2 separate regions of the Homo sapiens genome follow, and region 1 is linked to region 2. Evidence: read pairs that join two places in POLR2A ChIA-PET (ENCODE). Cell type or tissue: MCF 10A. All regions are shown on one strand. Each heading gives the region's core, and the rest is flanking DNA. Links, peaks and the distances in the headings are about the cores only. Region 1 overlaps TBC1D22A (TBC1 domain family member 22A). Region 2 overlaps CELSR1 (cadherin EGF LAG seven-pass G-type receptor 1).

What was found. Peaks named below come from ENCODE experiments on the same cell type or tissue, not always from the same donor. Only the 100,000 strongest peaks of a DNase experiment are listed, where the experiment ranks them.
Region 1: POLR2A ChIA-PET joins it to region 2 with 5 read pairs; 1 of 35 experiments calls an interaction of 5 or more read pairs at or near these places.

Annotation. Positions count from the first base shown.
Region 1 is chr22:46,825,592-46,834,871 of GRCh38, forward strand. All of the region lies in intron 4 of TBC1D22A (TBC1 domain family member 22A), which reads left to right. Among named protein-coding and RNA genes, the nearest start is that of TBC1D22A, 68 kb to the left of the region's middle. RefSeq lists a silencer at 1,655-1,813. In MCF 10A, for the core only: no CTCF peak of the experiment used is centred there; DNase peaks (open chromatin) are centred at 3,690, 4,050 and 4,940.
Region 2 is chr22:46,522,357-46,531,636 of GRCh38, forward strand. All of the region lies in intron 1 of CELSR1 (cadherin EGF LAG seven-pass G-type receptor 1), which reads right to left. Among named protein-coding and RNA genes, the nearest start is that of CELSR1, 11 kb to the right of the region's middle. RefSeq lists enhancers at 546-1,046, 5,860-6,361. In MCF 10A, for the core only: no CTCF peak of the experiment used is centred there; DNase peaks (open chromatin) are centred at 3,595, 3,855 and 6,015.

The DNA of each region.
Region 1 (9,280 bases), core at 2,530-6,529, 300 kb after region 2:
GCCTCCCAAGTAGCTGGGATTACAAGCATACACCACCATGCCTGGCTAATTTTTGTCTTTTTAGTAGAGACGGGGTTTTGCCATGTTGGCCAGGCTGGTCTCGAATTTCTGGCCTTAAGTGATCCACCCGCTTTGGCCTCCCCAAAGTGCTGGGATTACAGGTATGAACCACCACACCCAGCCTAAACTGAATTGTTTTAAATAAAAATTGCCCTCACATATTGCATATGTAATATGAAAAAACGTTTTTCAAACAGAAGTTCACCTGGGTGATGAGACACTGTGGTGGTCTTCTTTTTTTTTTTTTTTGAAACGGAGTCTTGCTCTGTCGCCCAGGCTGGAGTACAGTGGCGCCATCTCGGCTTACTGCAAGCTCCATCTCCCGGGTTCACGCCATTCTCCTGCCTCAGCCTCCCGAGTAGCTGGGACTGCAGGTGCCCACCACCACGCCTGGCTAATTTTTTGTATTTTTAGTGAGATGGGGTTTCACCGTGTTAGCCATGATGGTCTCGATCTCCTGACCTCGTGATCCGCCCACCTTGGCCTCCCAAAGTGCTGGGATTATAGGCGTGAGCCACCACACCCAGCTGGTGGTCTTCTTTTAACGCTAAACTGTGGCCCTTTGTGTGACTGGATGTTCTTCTGCAAGCCGACATTCGGTACCAATGTGGGGTTCCATTGTTTGGCTGGGCCACACTTTCCTGGCCGCCCCTGTTCTCCATTTGTTTCTTCCAAGTTTTTCCCATTAAACACTGCCTCAGATATCTTAGTACTCACATCTTAGCTCTCATCTCTGGTTATTTTCTTGGGATAATTACTCAATGTAAAATTATTGTTTCCAAAGATATGCCTATTTTTAAGACTTGATCAAGTTTTCTTTTTTCACATCTTATGGGCCATCTGTGTTTCTGCTGTCAATTTCCTGAGCGGATTTTTCGCTGATGGTTTTGTCTTGTCCTAGTGTGTTTGGGAGAGGGCTTTTCGTGTCCTGGTGTCCTGGAAGGTGGATGGGATGCAGGTGGAGCTTGGGCACCCAGGGCTCCTGTGAGGCTCAGCAGGGCCAGCCTGGGTGGAAGCGAGGTCCCGGAGACTGTCCCGGAGCTTGCTTGAGTGCTATGGTCCTACAAAGTGAAGTGTTGTACCCATTTTAGAGATGAGGACATGAGTTTCAGAGGGGTGACTGGACAATCCCATAGCACCCACGCAGCAGAGTCAGGATTTGAACCTGGGCAGACGCTTGCCCCATCCAGAGTGAAACTTGTGGACGCTGTGCAGGACGGTTCCTGGCTTGCAGTCAGCACTCAGATAGCTGTTGAATGAATACACGAAAACGTAAATCTGGTTTTAGTTTCCGTTTTTTTTTTTTTGAAAGACAGATTAGCTCACTGTAAAATCTGTTTTTCTTCCTTTGCCAGGAAGCCATCAACAGAGACTCTTTCCTCTATCCTGTTGTAGAGTTGATTGACAGGGTTCTTTGTGCCTGGAAAGCAAATTATGTTAAAATTATCTTCACGACCTATTTATAAGTGCCACGATTCCTCAGCACTCTTTGGTTATAATCTGTGTCCTCAGGTGAGTGGGGTCTCCCGGGTCCCATGGCGCCCCCTGCCTGTTCAGGTCAGGCTTCTAACTTACCTTGGAGAGTGCTCTGCCCGCCGTCACCACGCGATGGTGTTGTGACCTCACGTGGGGCAAGTCATGCAGGCCGAGTCGGCGTTCCTGAGCTCCCATGCAGCGAATGCATCACCTCGGGAGAAAACTGTGTTCAATGTCCTCTTAATGACGTTGGCATTTTCACCATCGGTGCAGCTTGTGTTTCTAAAACATGACTACCTCACCCACATTGCCTATCCCTAAGGCATTTCAGCCACCCAGAGCCCCTTCGGAATCTGCTTTCCTTTCTCACGGACTTACCTTTTGAACATGCGTGTACCAAATGGTATTTTATAAGTCGTAGTCTTCTCGTATCAAAACGAGTCCTGGCCGCCAGCAGAACGTCTGATCAGCCTAGGTGATCGGCCTGCCCAGAGAGAGCTGCTGTCATTTCCACTTGAGGATGCGTGTGGGCTTGGTCACTTTGTGCAGCCTGGTGGTGTGAGTGAGGTCTCAGCCTTAGGTGGGCTTCTGAAGGGTGACCTATGACTCCTCTCTTCTCTGAGAGTACCTGGGTGGAGCGTACTGGGGTCCCAGGATGATGGATGATGGGCCACTTTCTACTGGGGCGGGCAGTGAAGACTTCATCTGGAGGTGCTTGTCTTATCCGCAGGGACTGTCTGTCTCAACCACGTGAGCAGCGTTAAGGCCGCTCTGCAGCTCTTTGTGCGGATATATGGCATGGGTGCTCCCCTTTGTGCTCCCCACCCTAACACAATCTCAAGTGTTGTTAGGCCTGTGCGTCGTGCAGTGTAATTTCCCCACAAGGTGTCACTGCAGATTATTCCCAGGACTTTCACGCCCCAGGGACTTCCGTGTGCCATTGACTAAGATTAGAAGCATCTTGAGGCCAGGGGGCTGCTCCACACTCCCGTGCCTTCCAACACAGCAGAGGTTCTGGTGCAGCGTCAGGACTCCAGTGGGATTTTTCTTTTGTATTTGAGAGAATGGATGGAGGTGGGATACATTTGCTCAGCATGATTTCTCACCCACGGATTAATAAATATATGTAAGTGTGATAAAGTTAAAAAATGGAGGCCTCATAATTCTGCAGGAAGAAAGACAAAGGAATTAAAGATTGAAAAGGCAAGAAGCCTTTGAAGCAGCCTGTTGTCCTCTTAGTTGTTCACATTCTGGTTCTAACAACATGTCCACTTGAAGAACTACCTGGGCCACTGCGAGATGTTTGTCACTGTGAGATGTTTGTCTGTTGCATTTCTCTACCCACTCCCACGGCCTGTCCTGGAGTTCACACTCTCCCTGTCTCTGGCCTGGGCCGCTTTGGGAGTCTCCCGTCTGGCCCAAGGGCGTCCAGCTTACCTCTTCCTGCCCGTCTCCCACAGGAGATCTTGTTAGAGGCCAGTCTGCTTACCTGAGCTTCTGCTTTCAGATCCTTGGTTAGCCTCCTGCATGGAGCTCAGAGTCCAGACTCCTCAGCCTGGGACAGGAGGCCACACCTCTCACCACCTCCCACTTAGGCCTTCTCCCACCCTCCTGTCTCTGTTTGGACTGTTCTCTGCCACCCACTGTCACTCTAGCCACATGGGCTCATCTCTGCTCTTCAGGTGAGCTGTGCACATGTGCACACACAGATACACGCCCTCACGTTGAGCGCTCATTTCCTTTGTGCCTGGTGCTGTTCTTAGTACCTCATGGGTCTTATTTCATACTTGAAACGACCTACATGGCAGGTTCTATATTGTCTGTTTCAGATGAGCTAGAGGCACTGATACAGTAAACAAAGTCCTTAAGGTCACACACTCTCCAATGTCACAGGTCTGGGATGAGAGCCCAGATGTGTCCCCCACCCCCTCCACATTTCTGCTGGTGGTCAGGGGTGGGGGTTTCCCTGCTTCGCTTCTGTGCATTCTCCAAGTGTCGGATCAAATAGCACCTCCTCTTTGTGGCTCTTTTTTCTTTGACTCTTCTCTCTGTCCTTACAAAATTAATTGTGCAGTAATCAAACGCATTGTTTCATAGTTACTTGTGGCCTGGGCTGTGAGCCCTCAGGGTAGGGGTGCATCTTATTCATCTTCAGGTTCCGTGGTTCAGGGCACATATTACGTAGGTACCTGGTGAAATTAGGTAATGTTTGGGATGTCTTGAAAATGTATGTTGTGGAACTCACCCCCTTCATGGCCTGGTGAGTAGGGGTTTGTGAGGGATGGTCCTGTTGTTGCTTCTCTCTTCCTGTGCTCCCTGATGCTCCTGAAGTCACCTCTGCTTTTGCTGCTGATTAGAGACAGAACTCTTCTAACCGACTTACTAGCACGGAGAGAATACATCTGCTTCACATTGCTGCCAAGTTAATACTGCATCTGGGAAGGCCAGAGAAAAACCAAGTTAAGAGAATCTTACTGCATAATTTATGAAAGACTGAGTCATAAAATAAGCATTTACAGTGGCCTGTTTGCCCAAGGTAGGGAATGCTAATGCAGCTATTATTCATCCCGATGGGGCCAGCGGCGTTTCTATGCCTCCAAAAGGTCTTCTGGCTCTTAGTTGCCTCCATGGATTTCTGAGGTTATCTCTAGCCTTTGTTTCCAAAATTGGCTCTTTTCCTGTTTGGGGGCCGGAGGTTTGGAGTTCAGTGCCGCGTGAAACAATTTTGTAGGAACTGTGTGTGTTGATATTTCTAAACAATGGAGGTCGTAAAGAAAAAAATCCCAAGACACCAGATTCAGTGCCAGCTCAGTACTAGGCACCATGAAAGGAGCAGGGGTACACAGGGAAATGAGACTGGCTTTGTTCCCAAGGCGCTGTGCTCGGCGAGAGACAGAATGTCTGCCTGGTGCTGTGAGCGCAGAGCCCTGGGTGGGGAAAGGATCTGAAGTGGAGACATTTCCCAGTTGCTGATGGTACAGCAGGGCTGGAAGGGTGTGGAGCTGGGCATAGGTATTGTGGGCATCAGGCGTGCCGCACCCAAGGCGGGAATGCATGGGGACGCTGAGGCGAGTGACTGGAGGCAGGCTGGCATGGTGGATGGTCTGCTTTCTGAAGGCTTGTGGTTGCCAGGCCTGAGAGTGACTGCTCATCGTATGTGACTTCTCTCCACTCACACTACTTCCCATCACCCTTCGAGCCCCTGGAGGGTAGGGCCCTATTCTCAATAAATGACAGATCAGTGATTGCAGTGTTTCCAGCAGCCCTCAGATCTCCCAGGGCTAGAAATCGCAGGGCGTCATGTTGCATGTAGGCTGCAAGCTGTGAGCAGCTCTGTGTGTGTCCTCATTCCAGCCCTGGCTGGAAAGTGCAGTCTGTCTGGGACCGCTCCCATGGCACAGAGCAGAAGCAAAGGGCTGGTGGAAGGTCCCAGTGCCTCTTTGAGCTTTGCCAGGACAGTGTGTGTCACATCACTTTCCGTGGGCCAGCTGATGGCACAAGGCCAAGCCCAACATCAATGGGCAGGAATGTATAATCCTTTTACAGGGAAGTGAATCTTCAAGAACAGTGATACAGGCTGCTACTCAGAGCACTTGAAGGATTTGAATCTGGGAAGTAATGTGATCCTATTTATAATTTTTAGAAAGTTCATTCTGGTGCAAGTGGCCTGGAAAAGTGCAGATAGATTCAGGGTCAGCGTAGGTGGGAAATACATTTATAGCTGCCTGTGCCGAGCGGGCTCTGGGCAGAGGGTCAAGCTGTTGGAGTGGGGATGCTGAAGAAAGAAAAGCTTTAAGAGGTATCTCCGAGGAAGATGGAGTCAGAGAATCTAGTGACTGGTGGTGTGAGGGAGCCTCAGGGTCCCAGTGAGTCATGCTGGGCATTGGAGTCACGGTGGATGACAGTGACCTCATCTAAGAGGACACGAGAGGAAGAGCAGATTGGGCAGGCCGAAGGCATTTGATGTTGGCCACTGGGTCCTGGCACCATGAGAATGGAGGTGTTGGTGGACGAAATCACCCAGTGGGCTCTTGTCAGGCAGGAGCAGAGAGCATGGACAGAGCCCACCCCTGACATTTCCATAGGAGGGAGGATGCTGACGTGGAGGACCTCCTGTGTGTCTGACATTGTTGCAGGAGTCTCTGTAGAGTCTCCTGTTGGATTTCCAGCAACTCTCCAGAGTAGATTCTCTTTACCACTGTTTCGTTTAACGGTTGTGGGAACCGAGGCCCACAGAGGTCAAGATACCTGCTCCAAGGTCATCCAGCAGATGAGCCTGAACCTGCAGTAACTCCCGGACTCGGAGCACAAGCACGTGGCTTGTGTGTTCCTTCTCAAGTAGGACCACTCCTGGTGTCCTTTGGTTCAAGATCATATCTAGTATATAATGAAATTTTGTTTTATGCAGTTTTTCAAGTGAGTTCACACCCATGGTCTGATTGAAAAAGTAATTAGTATTCCTATTAGAGCTTACCAAACAATCCCCTGATACGTGAGCATCCACAGAGGAACAGAGCAGCACTGTGTTTGTGATCTTTGATTTATAGCTGCCTGTGCCCAGCGGGCTCTGGCAGAAGGCTATAAATAAAATTAAAATAAATGGAAACAATGCACCTATAAATTGGGTTGCAGGAACCTCCAATTACCTTTTAGAGGAAATCCCCAATAAAATGCTGTTTGGCAATCCGTTTGAAAGAGAAGGAGCGATAGATCATCGTGGCGAAGTCAGGAAAGTGAAGGACAGGATACAATGTTGGAATGTTTCAAATATTAAAATTAGCTGATTCCAGTGAATTGCTGTTTGGTGTTATCAATGTTGGAAGGTCCTTTCCCCCCTCATTATTATTGTATCTTTCCAAGTGGGATAAAAGCCATCAGTTGCAAGTGCAGGATTTTAGGGAGGCAAGTCAGTATTTCTCTTATTCCTTTTGTTTTTTGAGTCAACTTCTCGGCTTCATGTTCTGGAAAATGGTGGGGGCCCAGCAAGAGGCTGGGTTTGGGCAGGATGTCTGGCCTGATTTTGCCCTTGTATCTGAGAGACAGTCCATGCATCATGGCAGGGAAGGGCCAAACTGGAGACCAGGTGGCCATGGGGCAGATCCAGAGCGGGAGCTGTGGGCCTGTGTGTGGGGAAGTCACGTTGTCTCTCTTTAGAAATCTTGTTATGCCCTTCTTAATTGTGTCCCAGAAAGTTATGATTTATGGAAAAGAGTACGTTTTCTTTTAAAATATGTTGGCTGGGGCCGGGCGCAGTGGCTCACGCCTGTAATCCCAGCACTTTGAGAGGCTGAAGTGAGTGGATCACGAGGTCAGGAGTTCGAGACAAGCCTGGCCAACATGGTGAAACCCTGTCTCTACTAAAAATATAAAAAGCTGGGTGTGGTGGCGGGCACCTGTAATCCCAGCTACTCAGGAGGCTGAGGCAGGAGAATCGCTTGAAACAGAAAGGCAGAGGTTGCAGTGAGCCGAGATCGCGCCACTGCACTCCAGCCTGGGCAACAAGAGCGAAACTCTGTCTCAAAAAAGAAAAATAAATAAAATATGTTGTCCACATAAAATATTTTAATAAAAATATGTAAAATACATTTATTCTTATTCTGTGGAAATAAATGATAATTATTTGGCTGATGTTTGGATATCTGGTGCTAACAAGCCACTGAAGTCATTGGCCAGCGACATTCTCACTGGTCAGACTTTGGCCAGCAGGCACTGGAATGCGCTTTCTGTCACCTGGCTTCCACTTGGCTCTGTGGAATGTGAGGAAGAAGGGATAGAACAGGGACAGGGAAGGGCGGATGGTGTCCATCCCCAGCTAAGCTGCATGGGGATTCCTCTTGGAGACTGAACATGAGTGTCAGCAGAAGCCTGTAGAGCACAAAGCATGTATGCATTCTGAGGCCCTGTCCGCCTGGGCAGCTCCAGGAAGAGGCAAGGTTAGATCTCTCCTGACTAGGAGGCCCAGCCTCAATTAAAGCTGTGATTTGAAACTTTCAGGTTAGTGGGAAGATACATATGAGTTAATCTCTTTCTATTTAAGTCTTAATTTTATATATGTGATGACTAGGCAGTGTTTAGAATCTTTGTTTGCTGTGTGTCAATGCACTAATGTGACTTTTAACTTATTGGACCATACTTATAGGAAGCTTAAGTTGTTTGGACTGAAGGTTATAGCTCAGGCCCTATTATAAACCTACTTGAATTGTAGGTGGGGGATGCTCAATTAGACCAGCTCATGGTAACTGCTAAGCTACCTGTCACCACTTGAGGGCCTTTCAAGATCGGCAGTTAGAAACCAGCATGGCCGGCCGGCTCCTTGCATTGCAGGCACAGTGGCTTCTCCTGAGTCCCACGGCACATTCTTCTACTGGGCTCAAGCTGCCTTGCCTGAAGGGCTTTGTGCTACTGTCCCTGTCCTTAAGGTCTTCATGACTCGTGGGGGTGATAAGACTCAAGCCAGCAACTGAGAAAGGACGAATATTCAAAGGAAGGGAGGAACACATCTGGCTGGAGTGATCAGGAACATTTTTAAAGGAGAAGGTGACAACTGAGCAGAGGAGCTTGGTCTTGAAGAAATGGAGAGATGGGATAATATTCCAGAAGAAGCAATGGAGTAAAGTTGTGAAGGTGGTTCCAGAGCAGTGAAAGGTCTAGTTTCCCTGGAGCCTTGTCTTTGGGTAAAACTGCAACTGCATGCCAGCCTACTGATACCTGAGTGCTGATAAACAAAGGCGTTTTTGTGGGTTGAAGCAACCATAGGCCAGGGTGCAAGGACTTGTCAGGAGAGAGGAATTGGGTTTTTGTTCCCATTTGGTCTCTCTGCCAGATGCCTTAACATTTTAAAAGTCTTTTCTTTCCATTTTCTTTTTCTTTTTTTCTAGAATTCTTATTCTTCTCAACACTTTTATTCGTAGCATTTTCTTATTTAAATTGTATTTGGACCCTCTATATCCCTAGCCTCTGAAGTAGACTCAACCCCAGCCAAAAGGAGCAGGTGCAAAGCTCAAATCCTGATTAAGAGGAATGAATACAGACTGCTGGGTTGACTAAAATAGGGAAGAGACTCAAGGGTATAAGGAAATACCAGAATAAAAAAGCACACTGTGGCAAATGATGTCAGAAAGATGGTGAAATAGGAGTTTTCAGCCCTCATCCCCCCCAGCAGTAATACTGATTTTGACAAATGCCCACAGGTGAGAGTACCCCTGTGGAGCACAGGAGTACAAGTGCAGAGGTCTTAGCAGTCTTGTTGGAGAAAATCACTCAAGAATAGACACACTGAAGAGGGTAAGAAGAAGAGTTTCACTTATCCATAACACCCCTCCCTGAAGGCAGCATAGCTCAGTGCCAACTCCCTTGGTTCTTGATTTCTCTCAAAAGGGAAGGTGAGAGCATAGTGAACACCCAGTGACCCCAGCCATGTGGGATGCTCTCCAGCAGGCCCACTCCTTTCTCATCCCTTTCAGAACACTGAGTGGATCAGCATGACTGAATAGTTTGGGAGCAACTAAGAGCAAGGAAAAGGGGCTGGGACTGTCAGTAGTCAGGGCATGGAACTCAACAAAGGGCTACAGTTTCTACTAACTGCCTTGTGGACTTCACTAAGAGGCTAGTCCACAAATTTCATAGGATCTGTTTGCTGCAGACACCCCCACCTAGCCCACATATGCCTCCAGCATTCTGTATGCCTCCCTTCCTTGGCAGCTGGCACAACTGCACCCCTGTAGACAGCACGTGAGCCTCTGCA
Region 2 (9,280 bases), core at 3,558-7,557:
TGCCTCAGATTCCCAAAGTGCCAGGATTATAGGCTGGAGCCCCCACGCCTGCGGTTTCGACTTGAATTTCCCTGTTGACTAATGACTCTGAGCATCTTTTTTTGTGCTTATTGGCCACTTGTATCTTTGGAAGAAATGTCTATTCAAGTCCTTTGCTCATTTTTTAATTCCATTGTTTTCTTGTTGCTAAATTGTAGGAGTTCTTTACATAGTCTGGATATTAATCCCTTATCACATATAGGATTTGCAAATATTTCATAACAGTTTTTAAATGGGATACTTTCTCAGAGCTTGAGACATACATGGGCAAGAAAAAGGAGGTTTCCCCAATCACAGTCAGATCTCCAGGCTGGATCTCTGCTTTTCCATTCCCCAACCTACAGAAGGGTGAGAGGCAGCAGGGAAGGGGCCCCAGGGGATGGCCATTCCACCTTCGGAGGTCCAGAGGGGGCCAGGCAGACCCAGCGTCAGGCAATCTGAACGGGGCAGTGAGTGGAGAACAGCCCAGGCCTCATCTCTGGTGAAATCTCAGGCCGTCTCCAATGCTGGGAGAACACCTGCTCAGCGGGCCCATGCCCAGCATCACAACACATCAAAGGACAGCCCCTGGGGCCTTGGCCGACAGCGGAACTGCAGGGCAGCTGAACAACTTCATTCTGATGATGAAAACCGCCCTGCAACAATCAACTCACTGACAAATGGTTATTGCCCTGCAAGAGCATTCTTATCTCCGAATGCTAACAGGGCATGTGATTTTATTTGAATTAGTTGCTGTTAGTTTACTTTAACCAAGTGTCATTTAGATTAGATATGAACAAAAATCCTAAAAAATATTTAAAAGAAGATACAAAACTGTGAATAAAAACAGACTATTAAGAAAGAAAAATCTTAGCCTGGTGCAGTGGCTGATGCCTGTAATCCCAGCACTTTGGGAGGCCAAGGCGGACGGTTCAGCTGAGGTCAGGAGCTCGAGACCAGCCTGGCCAAAGTGGTGAAACCCCATCTCTACTAAAAATACAAAAATTAGCTGGGTGTGGTAGCGGGCACCTGTAGTCCAGATACCCAAGGGGCAGAGGCACGAGAATCGCTTGAACTTGTGAGGCGGAGGTTGCAGTGGGCTGAGATTGCACCACTGCACTCCAGCCTGGGTGCCAGAGTGAGACTCTGTCTCAAATAAATAAATAAATAAATAAATAAATAAATAAAATAAAAAGAAAGAAAAATCTTGATGGGTGGATGGATAGTTGGAAGGAGGGAGGGAGGGAAGAATACAGGGCAGGAGAAAGGCGACTCCCCGGCTAGTACAATGCAGCTTCTCTGAGCTGGAAGGCCCCTCAACAGGTGCGTCAGCCCCTGCTCTGAGCAGGCTCCTCATCTGGTATCTCCCTCCCCAGGCTCCCCAAATAAGAGCCTCCAGCTCTGACCAGTGACATGCCTGCCTCCCTGCACCTGGTGCCCACCAGTCCTTCACTCTACAGCTTCTTGTGACAGCTCTACCATAAGAGACCCCACAAGGACCCAGAGAAGGCTCCAAGGAGCCCCTTCTCCAGCCTCAGCCCCTCCCACAGTCCTGCAGCACGGCTGCCACTGTCGCCCACCCCCACAATCAGGCACCATGTGCAGGTAACTCTCAGCCGTCCCGTTTCAGGCAACGCAGTCACTTGCACTGAGCTTCCGTCCTCAGAAACCTCCAGCTCTGTGCCCCAGGGCCTCGCCACTGACAGACAGAGGGGACCGAAGATGGCTGTCAGCACCACGATTAGAGCACACAGACCCCAGAGTCTGCGCCTGGCTCTTCCTGTCGCTACAAGCTCTCTAGCCTCAGTTTCTCTGCCCTTACCATGGGGATCCTGTAAGATTTCACTGAGACGATGCAGGCACAGACTGAACAGGCACCGCGGTGGTGGGAAGCACACAGACCCAGGCGGTCCCGCGCCCACTTCTCAATCACCCCTGCTCTGGGCCAGCCTCCTTGCTACATGATTCCCCTCTTACAGGCCTGCCCCCTGTGCTTGGGACACGCGTAAGCCTCCAAACAAGGCCCGCAGCTCTGAGGGACACATCCTGTCCCCTGCACAATCCCCATGACAACTGGAAGGGGCGAAGTCGGTGTGTCGGGCGGCTGGAAGGAAAGGTGTTACCCCACACGATGACCTTGAAAACGGCCCCCACCCCCGTTGTGTGCGTGTGTGTGTGTGTGTGTGTGTGTGTGTGTCTGTCTGTCTGTGTGTTTTGTTTGCTTTTTAAGAGCCCCTGGCCTTCATCCAGGACAAGAGAACAGGCGCTAGAGGGATGACCCCACTAAAAGGCTGCTGTGGGGCTTTTCCCAGCTATGGAATGTTCACGCCCAAAAGGGGGACCTGATTACTAAGGTATCCACAAGTCCTTACCCGAAGCAAAAGCCTAAGAATTCAGTCACTGGTGTTTTCCTGAAAAATGCCCATCCCTTCACCAGGGCGAGTCCCTCAGCACGTGTGGGAGGAAACGAAAACGGCTCCTGGGGGCTGTCCGTGCTTCTGCGCAGCTCCCCTTGTACCCCAAGTAAAGGCACTGGGCCCTCCACCTGGCAGGCAGCCCCCTCCCCTCACCCCTCCGAGGGTCCCCTCCGGCTCATTCCAGAAATAATCCACACCGCCTACCAGGCCCCAGGTCCACAGGCTTCAGGACAGGGAAGCCCAGGGGCCTCCAAGAGGAGCGGCCACTACTGCAAGACTGGCCTCTGGACCCTCATGGCTTGAACTTCCACCTGAATTTCCTCCCAAAACAAGCAAGAGGAAGGCTGGGTCACTGAATTAAAGAGGGTCGTTTACGGCTGGGCGTGGTGGCTCACGCCTATAATCCCAACACTTTGGGAGGCCGAAGCGGGCAGATCACCTGAGGTCGGGAGTTCAAGACCAGCCTGACCAACACGGAGAAAGCCCCATGTCTACTAAAAATACAAAATTAGCCGGGTGTGGTGGTGCGCGCCTGTCATCTCCGCTACTCGGGAGGCTGAGGCAGGACAATCGCTTGAACCCAGGGGACAGAGGTTGCAGTGAGCTGAGATCGCACCATTGCACTCCAGCCTGGGCAACAAAAGCAAAACTCTGTCTCAAAAAAAAAAAAAAGAGGGTTGTTTACTACAACCCCTCCCAGCATTAAGGAATTTCATTCTAGGGAATTTGGGGCATTTATATGAACCCGTGTGTTCAGGTTACAGGAAAAGAAGAAAAAATTAGAAAACGATTTCCCCCAAGGCTGTGAACTGAAGAAATCACACCAAACTCAGGACTGCTTTCTACATGCTGCACCCAGAAGATAACATCTAATTCTGTTTGAATCCAAGTGCTGGCAGGGATGAGCCCCGTGGCACCGGGCCACAGGCCACACCCCAGCTAAGGTGGCCGCTGCCAGGGGCCCCAGACCCCATCTACCCACCTATCCCCTTCCTCAACAGGTTCTGCTATCGGGTTTCAAAATGTGCAGGCACAGGCACCAGCCCAAACCCAAGGGGACCCTTCAGCAGCGACACTGGGGCCAGCGTGGGGTTCTGGCACGCCCAGCAACATGGGCCCGCTCCAGGCGTGGCCAGCACCGCCCCTCCTGCCGGCTCCTGCCCAGGGCTTTGGGAACTTGCCCGGAGTTTCACCTGCCTGCTACTTCACCTAGACTTTTAAAAATGGTCTCTCAACACCCTGGTCGGTACATGGGGCCAGACATAGACCTCTTGTCCCCGGGCAGCTGGTGCTGAGGTGGGCGCCCTGCCCTGGTGAGTCCATGTCCCGTGGACCTGTGGCCCCTTCCATTCTCCCAGGCCCCTTTTTCCCGTCCGCCTCCTGCTCCTCCATTCCCTCCAGGTCTGATGACTCAGAGAGAGGCAGAAGTTACTGTCCTGGCAAACCCGTCTACGAAGCTTGGCCACAGTAGCCCTTTGGGAGACAATGAGGAAGACCTGACACTGCCCACTCCCAAAGCCCCTGAGACGGGCCAGTGCCACGCTAGGCTGCAGGACAGCTAGGTGCTGTGCGTAACCCGCCAACTCTGCTGGGCCTTTAGCTCAGCCTTGTGCAGGCCTGTCCCCATGACACCCTGCCTTCCCTCTGAGGCTGGGTCCTGTTCCCATCCCACTCATGCCAGCAACCTTGTCATTTGCTTCTCAGAGGCACCCCCAAACCACTCCACTCAGATCTCACAGAGGCCACCAAGGACCTGCCCTTGGCTAACCCATCACATCTCTGTCCCCAGGCTCTCCAACCGCCAGACGGCATCCATCACGGATGACCCCCTCGGAGACACTCGCCCTCCCTCAGCCTCCAGGGCCTGCACCCGTGGGCCCTCCCCTGCACGTGGTTATTCCTGCTCCAGCTCCCAAGCAGACTGTTCCCCACCCAGGAGGCTATTCGGGCCATGGCTCCTCAAGGCTGGGCCTGGGTCCCCTCCTAACTGCCAGCACCCTCACTTCTGTGTCCATAACCTGAGCTGGTCTCCCCAGTCTGGACCTGCACACACAATCAACTTCAGGACACTCTCAAAGACGCCCAGCCACACGGGGCCAAAAATGGCCTCACGTCTTCTCACCAAAGCCGATTCCCGGTAAGGACTCTGGCTCAGGGAACGAACCTCTCTCAGTTTCACTCTCATCCTCCCAGAGCCAGTTTTTTCTGGAAGGCACAGACAGGGAACATGCCTTAGGAGCTGCCCGGTCCAGGTTCAAATCCCACTGCTGCCATCACAAGCTGGTGCCCTGGGAGCCCTGTCCTTGGTTTGCTCATCTCTAGGATGGAGGTGGCGACGGTACTTTCCATACCACAGTGTGGCGGCTGGAAAACTGCAAGCGATGGGGCCTGCAGAGCCTGGGAGGGTTCCCGGCACATGGAGCACATCGGCTGAGATGTGTCTGACCATCTAAGCTGGCAAAGCCCTCCTCAGCCACCCCCATGCTGGAGCAAGCATGATGTCCCCAGCTTCCCTCCCCTCCACTCTCACCGCCCAGCAGCTGGGACATGGGACCCAGCTCTTGCCTAAATCCTCCCGAGGGGGCCCACCAAACCCTCCACAGTCAGCCCTCTCTCGACCCGGGGGATCCATCTGACTCCCGGTCTCCCTGCCCATCACACACTGCACACGTCCAGGGGGGTAGAGAAGAGTCCCAGCCCGCCCTTGCCTGCACCTGGTGTCACCACTCTACCCCTGAGCTCAGCCCCCTTGCTCATCGGATGGTCCATCTCCACCCAGCCGCAGAAGTCAGGACCACACTGGCTCTCCCGGCTTTCGCACACAGCAGGTGCTCAATAAACAAACCAACACTCCTTATTTCTGAGGCAGTGTTTCTCAAGGTATGAGCAAGCCACTGTCTCCAGACTTATCAGAGCTCTGAAATGGTTAACTCATTGCCAAAAGCACTGAACTCTCCTGGGAAGGTTTGACACTGGCAGAATCCTGCTTGGCCACTGAAGCAATTTAAGATGGTCCGACCCAGGCTGGGAGCGGTGGCTCACGCCTGTAATCCCAGCATTTTGGGAGGCTGAGGCGGGCGGATAGCCTGAGGTCAGGAGTTGGAGACCAGCCTGGCCAGCATGGTGAAACCCCATCTCTACAAAAATACAAAAATTAGCCAGGCATGATGGCGGGTACCTATAATCCCAGCTACTTGGGAAGCTGAGGCAGCTGAGGCAGGAGAATCACTTGAACCCGGGAGGCAGAGGTTGCAGTGAGCCAAATCATGCCATTGCACTCCAGCCTGGGAGACAGAGCAAGACTGTCTCAAAAAAAAAAAAAAAAAGGTCCGATCCTTCCCTACCCTGTGAGTTCCAGAAAAGCACGCTGCCATGCATCCAGACAATGCCTGAACAGTAGCCCGCCCCTACTTCCTTCTTTGCAATCGTCTGTTTAAAAGCCACTGCAATATCCTGTATTTAACTAGGCAAACACTTAGGGAAGCTTTATCAAGCCTAGACGACTTTATACCATCCACTCTCCACCAAAGTCAACGGCGAGAAGGTTACTCAATCCTGTTATTTCACCGAGTTTCAGTATTTTCTGACATGCCTGAATGACTCATCCGCCAATCATTCTCACCCACAAACGCCACTTTCCTACATCCATGGGTCTGCAACACACACAGCAGGAGAGGCAGGGACATCGCCTTTCTCCCAAGCTCCGCATTCTGCAACAAGAGGCCTACAGCCCTGCACCCACGGACACACACTCAAAGTGAATTAAAAATGACGTGGCCCGGCCACAGATGACTGGAGAAAAGAAATGTGGTACATATATACCATGGTGTACTATTCCACTATAAAAAAGAATGAGGCCAGACGCGGTGGCTCACGCCTGTAATCCCAGCACTTTGGGAGGCTGAGGCGGGCGGATCACGAGGTCAGGAGATCGAGGCCATCCTGGTTAACACGGTGAAACCCTGTCTCTACTAAAAATACAAAAAAATCAGCCGGGCGTGGTGGCGGGCGCCTGTAGTCCCAGCTACTCGGGAGGCTGAGGCAGGAGAACGGCGTGAACCCGGGAGGCGGAGCTTGCAGTGAGCTGAGATCGCGCCACTGCACTCCAGCCTGGGCGACAGAGCGAGACTCTGTCTCAAAATAAAATAAAATAAAATAAAATAAAATAAAAATAAAAAAGAATGAGATCCTGGGCCGGGCACAGTGGCTCACGCCTATAATCCCACCACTTTGGGAGGCCAAGGCAGGTGGATCACGAGGTCAGGAGATCGACACCATCTTGGCTAACACGGTGAAACCCCGTCTCTACTAAAAATACAAAAAAATTAGCTGGGTGTGGTGGCGGGTACCTGTAGTCCCAGCTACTCAGGAGGCTGAGGCAGGAGAATGGTGTGAACCCAGGAGGCGGAGCTTGCAGTGAGCCGAGATGGTGCCACTGCACTCCAGCCTGGGCAGCAGAGTGAGACTCCATTTCAAAAAAAAAAAAGAATGAGATCCTGTCATTTGCAACAACCTGGATGGAACTGGAGGTCATTATGTTAAGTGAAATAAGCCAGGCACAGAAAAACAAATATCCCACGTTCACACTTGCTTGTGAGATCTAAAAATCAAAGCAATTGAACTCATGGGGACAGAGAATAGAAGAATGGTTACCAGAAGCTGGGAAGGGGGTAGCAGGAGGAAGGTGGATGGTCAATGGGTACAAAAAAATAGCTAAAAAAATGAATAAGGCCAGGCACAGTGGCTCACGCCTGTAATCCCAGCCCTTTGGGAGGCCAAGGCAGGCAGATCACTTGAGGTCAGGAGTTCGAGACCAGCCTGGCCAACATGGTGAAACCTTGTCTCTAAGAAACATACAAAAATTAGCTGGGTGTGGTGGCGTGCACCTGTAATCCAATGTACTCAGGAGGCTGAGGTAGGATAATCACTTGAACCCAGGAGGTAGAGGTTGCAGTGAGCCGAGATCATGTCACTGCACTCTAGGCTGGGAGATACAGTGAGACTCCATCTCAAAAAAAAAAAAAGAATAAGACCTAGTATTTAGCCCAACAGTGAGACTACAGTCAATAATAATTTAATTGTACATTCAAAAATAACTAAAAGAGTATAATTGGACTGTTTATAACACAAAGGATAAATGCTTGAGGGGATGGAGACCCCATTCTCCATGATGTGATCATTACACATTGCATGCCTGTGCCAGAATATCTCATGTACCTCATAAATACATACATCTAACCAGGCACAGTGGCTCATGCCTATAATTTCAGCACTTTGGGAGGCCAAGGCAGATGGATCACTTGAGCTCAGAGGTTGGAGACCAGACTGAATAACATAGTGAGACCTTGTCTCTATTACAAATAATTAAAAAAAAAATCAGCCAGGTGTGGTGGTGCAATGAGCTGAGATCAAGGCTGACATGAATCGTGATCATGCCACTGCACTCCAGCTGGGGCAAGAGAGCAAGACCCTGTCTCATACACACACACACACATATATATATACACACACATAAATTTGTGTATATAATTTATATATAATTCATTATAACATATATTATATATTATATATAATTCATTATATATAAATTGTTTTTCAAAAATAAAAATAAAACAAAGAATGTCAATGTTTCTGAAAGACCACTGTCCAGAAAGAAGGCAGAGCACATTCAAGGCTTGAGTTGTCCACTGGGTCATCAGCCACGTTGCCCTGAAAAACGCAAACACAGCCTTTATACAAGCTCATAATAAAAAGTTCCTATCACAGAATTTAAAATCTCATTCAAAAACTATCGCAAAAAATGAACATCTTGTATCGCTGGATGTCATTCAAAACTGGCAGCTATTTGAATTTCACTATCTTCTGACTTCAAAAAATTTTCAAAAAATGTTTTCTCCTTGGTGGGCTACATAAAACCACCAACAACTATCTAGTCACAGTCACAGTGTTCAACCCCACGCCAGGCTAAATGAACTGCCCCCACCACGTGGGCCTTCCCAGGCCCTGCCCTCCGATGCGCTCCTCCCTCCTGGGCTCCTCTGCTGAAAGCTGGCAGCCCTTCCTGGAATGGCTCCCACTAAACGTAGTCGATGGCTGGCCTGTTGCATACAGCACCTCCAGGCTGGTCATATTGCATCAAAGGCTTTAGGGCATGGCTGTAAATCCTGGGGAAGCAACAACACTCCATTGAAAACAGTGGATGAGTTTGAAACCACCGCTTCCCCGCATTGTTCCTTAATAAAACCTCCAGATAATTCAAGGGCTGATCTTTTTGTTTGGTCTGTTTTCTATCCGGTGCTTTGCTGTCTGGAACCATAGATCTTATAGTCAATAGTGATTTACTTATTTGGAGCATTAAATCCTAGTCGAATGGTCTGAGATTTCTGCGCATCCTTTTATTTATTTATTTATTTATTTATTTATTTATTTATTTTGAGACAGTCTCACTCTGTCACCCAGGCTACAGTGCAGCAGTGGGATCTCGGCTCACTGCAACCTCCGCCTCCCAGATTCAAGCAATTTTCCTGCCTCAGCCTCCCGAGTAGCTGGGACTACAGGTGCTCGCCACCACACCAGGCTAATTTTTGTATTTTTAGCAAAGACAGAGTTTCACCATGTTGGCCAGGTTGGTCTTGAACTCCTGACCTCAGGTGATCCACCTGCCTCGGCCTCCCACAGTGCTGGGATTACAGGCATGAGCCACTGCGCCTGGTCATATGCCTGCTTTAAAGCACCCATTTGACCCTGGAATAATTCAGTTTAGCAACTAATTCGTCAAAAATGTTCTCCAAAGGAAGAGAGGGGAATGCGAAGAGCGGGCTGCTTTCTGCGGATCGTGGTTTAAC